Linked DNA regions of Homo sapiens: region 2 is linked to region 1. A link is an interaction called in ENCODE POLR2A ChIA-PET data of the cell type or tissue named here. Cell type or tissue: OCI-LY7. All regions are shown on one strand. Each heading gives the region's core, and the rest is flanking DNA. Links, peaks and the distances in the headings are about the cores only.

Region 1 (3,361 bases), core at 427-2,926:
CCTTTAGAAGACCTAGAAGATTGTAGGAACAGATAGATTGCATGAACTGGTACCTGAAGTTTAGGGAGCCATCAGTTCAATCAGTAGTAGTATTTATTTGAGTGTAGCTGTAAAGATGCGGCAAGAGAAGAAGCAGGGAGATGTCTAATTCCTCTGTTTGACTTTCCCACTAAAATCTAAATTCCTTGAAGGCAGAGACCGACACTTTCCTCTTCTCTTATATACAGAGACTGGCAAACAGACTGCTCAGCAAGTGTTTATTGAATGAATGATTTAATGATGGAGCAGGACATGTTGTTTTGACACTGAGATGCCATGTGTTTGAACCAGGTGAAAACTTATGTTTGATTTTAATTTTAAAGACATGTTCTAATTATAATTCTTACTATTGGAGGCATATGGAACTTTCAATCAAGAGGAATAACTGAGATACTTCAAATTATGTGAAGATAGAAAGGTTTTTCTTGTTCAGTCAATAATTATTGCATTGCAGATAACAGAAACCCACTTAAGCTAGTTTAAGCAATAAAGGTTTGAGGAAAATGAAGGCAGTGTTTCTATACCTCCTGAGCTCCTGGAACCAGCCCTGGGAAGTCACTGGAAGCACAGGTTGCATTTCATCTTTTCTTTGCTCTTCCTTCCCTGATATTTCTTTTTGCAGAGCCCATCCTATATGAATAATGGATGCTTATTCTAAACTCATGAAGTGATACCAATTTTTTCTTTTAAAACGGCCTGGTCTGCACATTACTTTTTTTTTTTTTTTTTGAGATGGAGTCTCGCTCTGTCACCCAGGCTAGAGTGCAGTGGCGTGATCTCGGTTCACTGCAAGCTCCGCCTCCCGGGTTCGCACCATTCTCCTGCCTCAGCCTCCCGAGTAGCTGGGATTACAGGTGCCCGCCACCAAGCCCGGCTATTTTTTTTTATGTTTAGTAGAGACAGGGTTTCACCGTGTTAGCCAGGATGGTCTCGATCTCCTGACCTCGTGATCCTCCCGCCTCGGCCTCCCAAAGTGCTGGGATTACAGGCATGAGCCACCACACCCAGCCTACTTTTTAATAGTAAATTGAAGTTATGGGTGTTAGATATATTCTTTGCAAGCCGTTTTGAAGCAGATTCTTTTCCTAATGTGTCATGTACAATCTGTGGGGGAAGAAGGTTATATAAAGCAAGAATGACTTCTATTCAACAAAATAGTGATATTCTATATTTTCCTGTCTCTTTTGTTTCTTTCTTTAAAATGAACTACAGTGAGACATGGCCAGATTGATTTCTTCCCTTAAATTGTCTCAGAAACTGTACCCAGTCCACTAATTGCTTTGTTCAGCGGACAGGAAATGGTTATATTTGCACAAGTTACACAATCTTAACTAAGTCGGGGCAAAGAACCAAAGAGATCTCTGATCTTTTTTTCCAGCATTAACCTTTCAGTTCCACAAACTAATGCATGATGCATAAACCAGGTTACTAGGGGACACTTATCAAAAACCATAAACTTATTTATCTGAATGACTTTCTGTTTAGGGATACTAAGAAAAGAAGTTACGTGAGGTAATCATGCTGGTGCTGAGGTTAAGTTTGTGCAGTTTCACTTCTTCCTTAATAGTTTTTTTATACATGCAATAAAGGACATGTCCGGAAGCTGATCAGTGCCAGCATGACCATGAAGTGCTCAGTCCCCATTCCTTCTCTCCTTACCCCTCAGCCCCCTTGCAGGCTATATACAAATTTATTCTTTTCCTTTTCTAGGGTTGGGAATTTGCCTCCTTTCTTCCTGCCCCTGTCTGTTATTGGTCCCTAGTACCCCAATTTCTGCTACTTTTCTCCTCCTTCTTTTTTTTTTTTTTGAGATGGAGTCTCTCTCCGTCACCCAGGCTGGAGTGCAGGGGCATGATCTCAGCTCATTGCAACCTCCGCCTCGCAGGTTCAAGTGATTCTCCTGCCTCAGCCTCCCGAGTAGCTGGGATGACAGATGTGTGCTACCACGCCTGGCTAATTTTTTGGATTTTTAGTAGAGATGGGGTTTCACTGTGTTAGCCAAGCTACCTGTCTTGACCTCCCAAAGTGCTGCGATTACAGGCGTGAGCCACCGCGCCTGGCCACTTTTCTCCTTCTTGAAAGTGGGATTTTCTCTTTATCATTGTTTGATTATTGTATAAGTATTATGATTGGCATTTTGCAATTTGAGCAGAGCTGATATTATATATGGTATTTCTAAGTACTTTTTTTTTTGACTCTGCCAAACTGTTAAGTCATTCTCCATCCATCTATCCATCCATCCACCCATCCATCCATCCTCTTCTCATTTTGACTTCTATTAGTTATTTCCTGAAGCCCGTATATCACTGAGAAAAAGTTAATCTTAAGTGAATAACTTAGGTCAAAATGAGAGGAGAATGAAGAATTAAGTGAATGTAGGCAGAGTCAGAAAAAAAAATAGTGTCTCTCTTTAAAGCATTACTTTTTTTGGTGATGCCTTTGAAGGAAGTGAAATTGGTGTATGATCTAATGCTACAAAACCATATCTTGCTCTCATAGATTTTAAGATTTCTCTTTTGAATGATCCATTGCTGTCCTTTCTTTACACGTATCTTTTCTCCCTATCTTCCTTGTTAAATACATTTTTTCGTTATATACTTTTGAAGCAAGTCTTGATTTTTTTGTATTTTCCCCATTTTTCTTCAAATGTTCCACAGTTCCCTAAAATAAGATAGCATTTTTGTCTTTTTCTACAGTCTATTCTTTGCTGTTTACTTCATCCCCACCCACCGCCACCAAAAATGCCTTCAGAAAGTCCCTACCTTTTCTTGTACATTGTCCTTCTGTTCAGATTCTTGTATCGCTGATACTCTCCCCTGCTACCCATTCTCCTCCCAACAGTTTTCTTTGATAGTGATATCTGCCTTGGAATTTCCACTGTGCCTGTTAAACTCTTTGAGAAGGATAATTCTGTCAACGTTTACTTCTCTTCCCCTTCTAGCCCCAAAGACTGAGGACAGTGTCCTCCTCATGCATTCCTGTGACGAGGAATCTGCACTGAGGTTTCTACTCTTTCCCTTACCAGGATTCTGAATTGTCTGTGACTGTCTGATATGATTGCTGATCTCTTTCCTGTTCTCAGATAGGACACAAGGGGTTCCATTCGGAGTTGGCTCAGGACATTCAGATGCCATTATTTTAGTAATGATCACATGATGTTTTGAGGGCAGCCTGAAAAAAATAGAGTCTCTAACAGAGGAGCTGGGTAAAATCAGAGTAGGACCATCTCTAATGCCTTTTCTAGCTCTCTTACTCTGATTTTGTGAATTTATCCTTAGGGACAGTTTTTCATCAGGATGAGACCCTGCTGTGGTCTGAATGT
Region 2 (3,361 bases), core at 609-3,108, 150 kb after region 1:
TGGTCACAGATCTCTTAATGTATCACGAGGACAGTTGGAAAACAATTCAGTTGAGATTAATTGGGTACATGTATTTTCTGGTTGTGGCTTTTCTGCCTTGTTTGTAGTTTACACACCAATCCATGAAATTATTTCCTTCCTTTTTCTTTTTCTTCCATGTTAGGTATCTGTCTGGTTCCTCCCTTCTTTTTCAAAGAGAGGATCAGCTTTCTGCCCCAGATCCTTCTTTCTCCTTATCTGTTCTCCACTTGATTTTAGTAACATTTCTGTGCAGACAGCCTAACAGACCTGACCTCAGATCTGTGGCCAGAAAATTTTTACTCAAATACTTTGACAGTGTTTTACTCATCTAAAAGTGAATGTGATCCCTAGACAAGTATGAGGCCAAAGGTGCGTCTCATTGGACCTCAGGCCATGTGAGCATACGCACATGGGAACATGGGGATTCTTTTACAGTTTAAGTCATGGGGAAGACAAGTCATAAACCACAGTGGTTTCTCAAAGGCAGTGATAGAGATAAGGTGATGAAGAAACTCCTATCTTCTCAGTATTCACAGTTTTGTCTGAGTAGGGATGTCTGGAAAAGGGAGGAGTATAATCCTAAAGTTTTGCCTTGAAGGGATTTATGAGTTGCTCATATTTATATATCATGCATATCATTTGTTTGTGCTCATACTCTTGCTTAACCAGTGATAGTACTATATGCAAAACTCCCCATTTTGATGTAGTCTTGTTTTTAGTGATTACCTGGTAATTTTGCCTTCTCCCCATTCTTACCTATCCTAATACGGCCTCGGTTTTTTAGCCTTTCCAGATTAGCAAACCCCAAAGGCTTAGTAGTTGTTTTGAGGAGCTAACTTTAAAATGTATCTGTTCTTGTTGCTTTTTCAGCTCAGGATAAACAGCAGTGAATCAGTTAGGAGACCTTTCTGGTAGCCTGTTACCCCAAATGTAGACCCTTGATTTTGATTTGTCTCAGGCCCCCTTAGTAGTAGATGAAGGGTTGGTTTTTGAAAGTGAAATTGTAGCTTGTTTAGTAAAAATTGCTTGTTTCTGTGGAGGCAATGTGCCAAAATTAGAAGCATCTATGGTGCCGCGCCATAAAGCAGTCTGGTGCCTCTCAAACAATAACTTTGTCAGTTCATTTTTATGGCTGAGAAAATAGCAGTCTAGGTGACCAACTTTCCCACAATTGCTTGGGGGTGTTTACTGACTGCCCTTGATCAGACGCCAAACACTTCAGAGGTAAGAGAGCCTAACCTATTTGTAGTTGTTGTTTACCCTCAGCCCTTAGCCTGCCCTTTGTTTTTCACTTACAAACAAAAGAGTAAAATCAACAGGCTGGTCTGTAAGAACTCTCATTTACTTTCCGGACCCCTTCTGTGTGGTTTAGGTAAGGCAGAGACTGGAACTATATACATCAAACTAATCATCTCACAGCCCATTATTAGGTCCCAGCTGCCGGACAACTTAGAGGATTTTTATTAACAATCAAGACACTTTTGTAAAGTTAAGTTAATTTTTGGAGATTGCTGGTCCCTTCCAGCCTGACACTGAAGTGATGATGAGTGAGTGAGCAGCCTTCTAGATTGGCAAGAAAGTGGCATCAGGTAGATAAGCTATGACTCTGTTTTATGGAATATTTGGTTCATTTTTTTTTCCATTGAGCAGCCTTCTAGATTGGCAAGAAAGTGGCATCAGGTAGATAAACTATGACTCTGTGTTTATGGAATATTTGGTTCATTTTTTTTTCCATTTCCATAATCACTTTTGATTTTCCTTAGTAGTTCTAGTCCATACATCCTGGACATTTCTCTCTTGCCTTTGGATTTTAAGTGCATGAGTTAAAAGAACTAAGCTAGTAAACCACGTTAGGATGTTGTCAATAAAATGCCCTTACAGTGTTGTCAAAGACTTTGCTTTATGGCAGGCACTCTTGCAGGGGCAATGGAAGAGCCAACCCTGAGAGTAGTTAAAAGGGATCTTCTGTGGTTTGCTTTGTAAGCCTCACTAAAGCAACAATAATTGAAATCCCTGAAATATATTGAGTAATGATATGTTGGTAAAGCAATACATGATTATTACTTGTCATACAGCTTTCAGGTTGGTGATGTTTTTCATGTTCTTTCATTTGTAACAGATGAATAATGTAAAACAGAGCTTGTGAGGAGTACAATGACATTTTGTTGTCTGGTTAATAATTTCAGCACTATTTGCAAAATTGCCCTGCCAGAGCATGACCTAGGAATTGTAAAGTGGAACACAAATAAAATAGGAAATGTGTATTTGCCCATGAGTTCTTCATGGACTTGTTATAAAAACACTTGTTTGCTGTCCTGTCTTTTGCTCACTTCTCTGTCCCCACTGGGAGAAGAGGGCCTTGTGGCCAGGCAAATGGGATGGAAGTGGGGGTACATGGAGGAAGAGTAGACAAGGTTTTATTCATCTCTGTTCCCTTTCATAACTCTTCCTAAGAGCAGAGAAAGCTGGTGAGAGAATGACAGGCAACCCTGTTAAAAGACTCGGAGGCTGGGCGTGGTGGCTCACGCCTGTTATCCCAGCACTTTGGAAGGCCGAGGTGAGTGGATCACCTGAGGTCAAGAGTTCGAGACCAGCCTGACCAACATGGTGAAACCCTGTCTCTACTAAAAATACAAAAATTAGCTTGGCATGGTGGCAGACACCTGTAATCCCAGCTACTCGGGAGGCTGAGGCAGGAGAATTACTTAAACCCAGGAGGCAGAGGTTGCAGTGAGCCGAGATTGCGCCACTGCAGTCCAGCCTGGACTCGGGGCCAGTGCAGCAAATAAATTCTGCCCCGTTCCTGCTGAGACCTCCCTTAGTTGCTCTACTTGCATCGACTTTTAATGAGCAATCTTTCTGATTCTTTTCTCTACAAAATGAGTAAACTTTAACATCTTAGTCTGCATTTTACCTCGGGGCATTTAAAATTTAAATAGCCTTGTTCTGATAAGCAGAATAGGGGGTAATTTTTTACCCTCAACAAGTTTGTCTAGAGGATACCACTAGGAGTCATGCTCACCTGTTCCTATTCACCTCTCCTGGGAACTCCGTCTTGAGTTTGTTATTAGCTGAAATGCTAATAGATCCTCTTCACGCTGTGTGAGAAAGTCCGAGGGCGTCTCGGATGCCCTTCATGTGCCAAAGAGAGAAAATGCTGGGATGGTTTGCTTTTAAAGGTTTTGAAATGAAGCACTCGATGCTCTGGTGATGCCTTTGTTTTAATTTTGCTGTTGATATTTGCAGGGACTTTACTTGTTAAATATCAGAAGCCTTTTCTCAGTATTATTGAGTTGCATTTGTATAATTCTTTAGGGCTTTAATGTTTACGGGGTCCTGG

The links. ChIA-PET counts read pairs that join two places held together with the same protein. Peaks named below come from ENCODE experiments on the same cell type or tissue, not always from the same donor. Only the 100,000 strongest peaks of a DNase experiment are listed, where the experiment ranks them.
Region 2: POLR2A ChIA-PET joins it to region 1 with 5 read pairs; 2 of 35 experiments call an interaction of 5 or more read pairs at or near these places.

The regions. Positions count from the first base shown.
Region 1 is chr3:172,060,483-172,063,843 of GRCh38, forward strand. All of the region lies in intron 1 of FNDC3B (fibronectin type III domain containing 3B), which reads left to right. Among named protein-coding and RNA genes, the nearest start is that of FNDC3B, 23 kb to the left of the region's middle. In OCI-LY7, for the core only: no CTCF peak of the experiment used is centred there; DNase peaks (open chromatin) are centred at 1,339 and 1,599; H3K4me3 peaks cover 1,417 bases; H3K27ac peaks cover 1,871 bases.
Region 2 is chr3:172,212,915-172,216,275 of GRCh38, forward strand. All of the region lies in intron 3 of FNDC3B (fibronectin type III domain containing 3B), which reads left to right. Among named protein-coding and RNA genes, the nearest start is that of FNDC3B, 180 kb to the left of the region's middle. RefSeq lists enhancers at 308-367, 378-437. In OCI-LY7, for the core only: no CTCF peak of the experiment used is centred there; no DNase peak of the experiment used is centred there.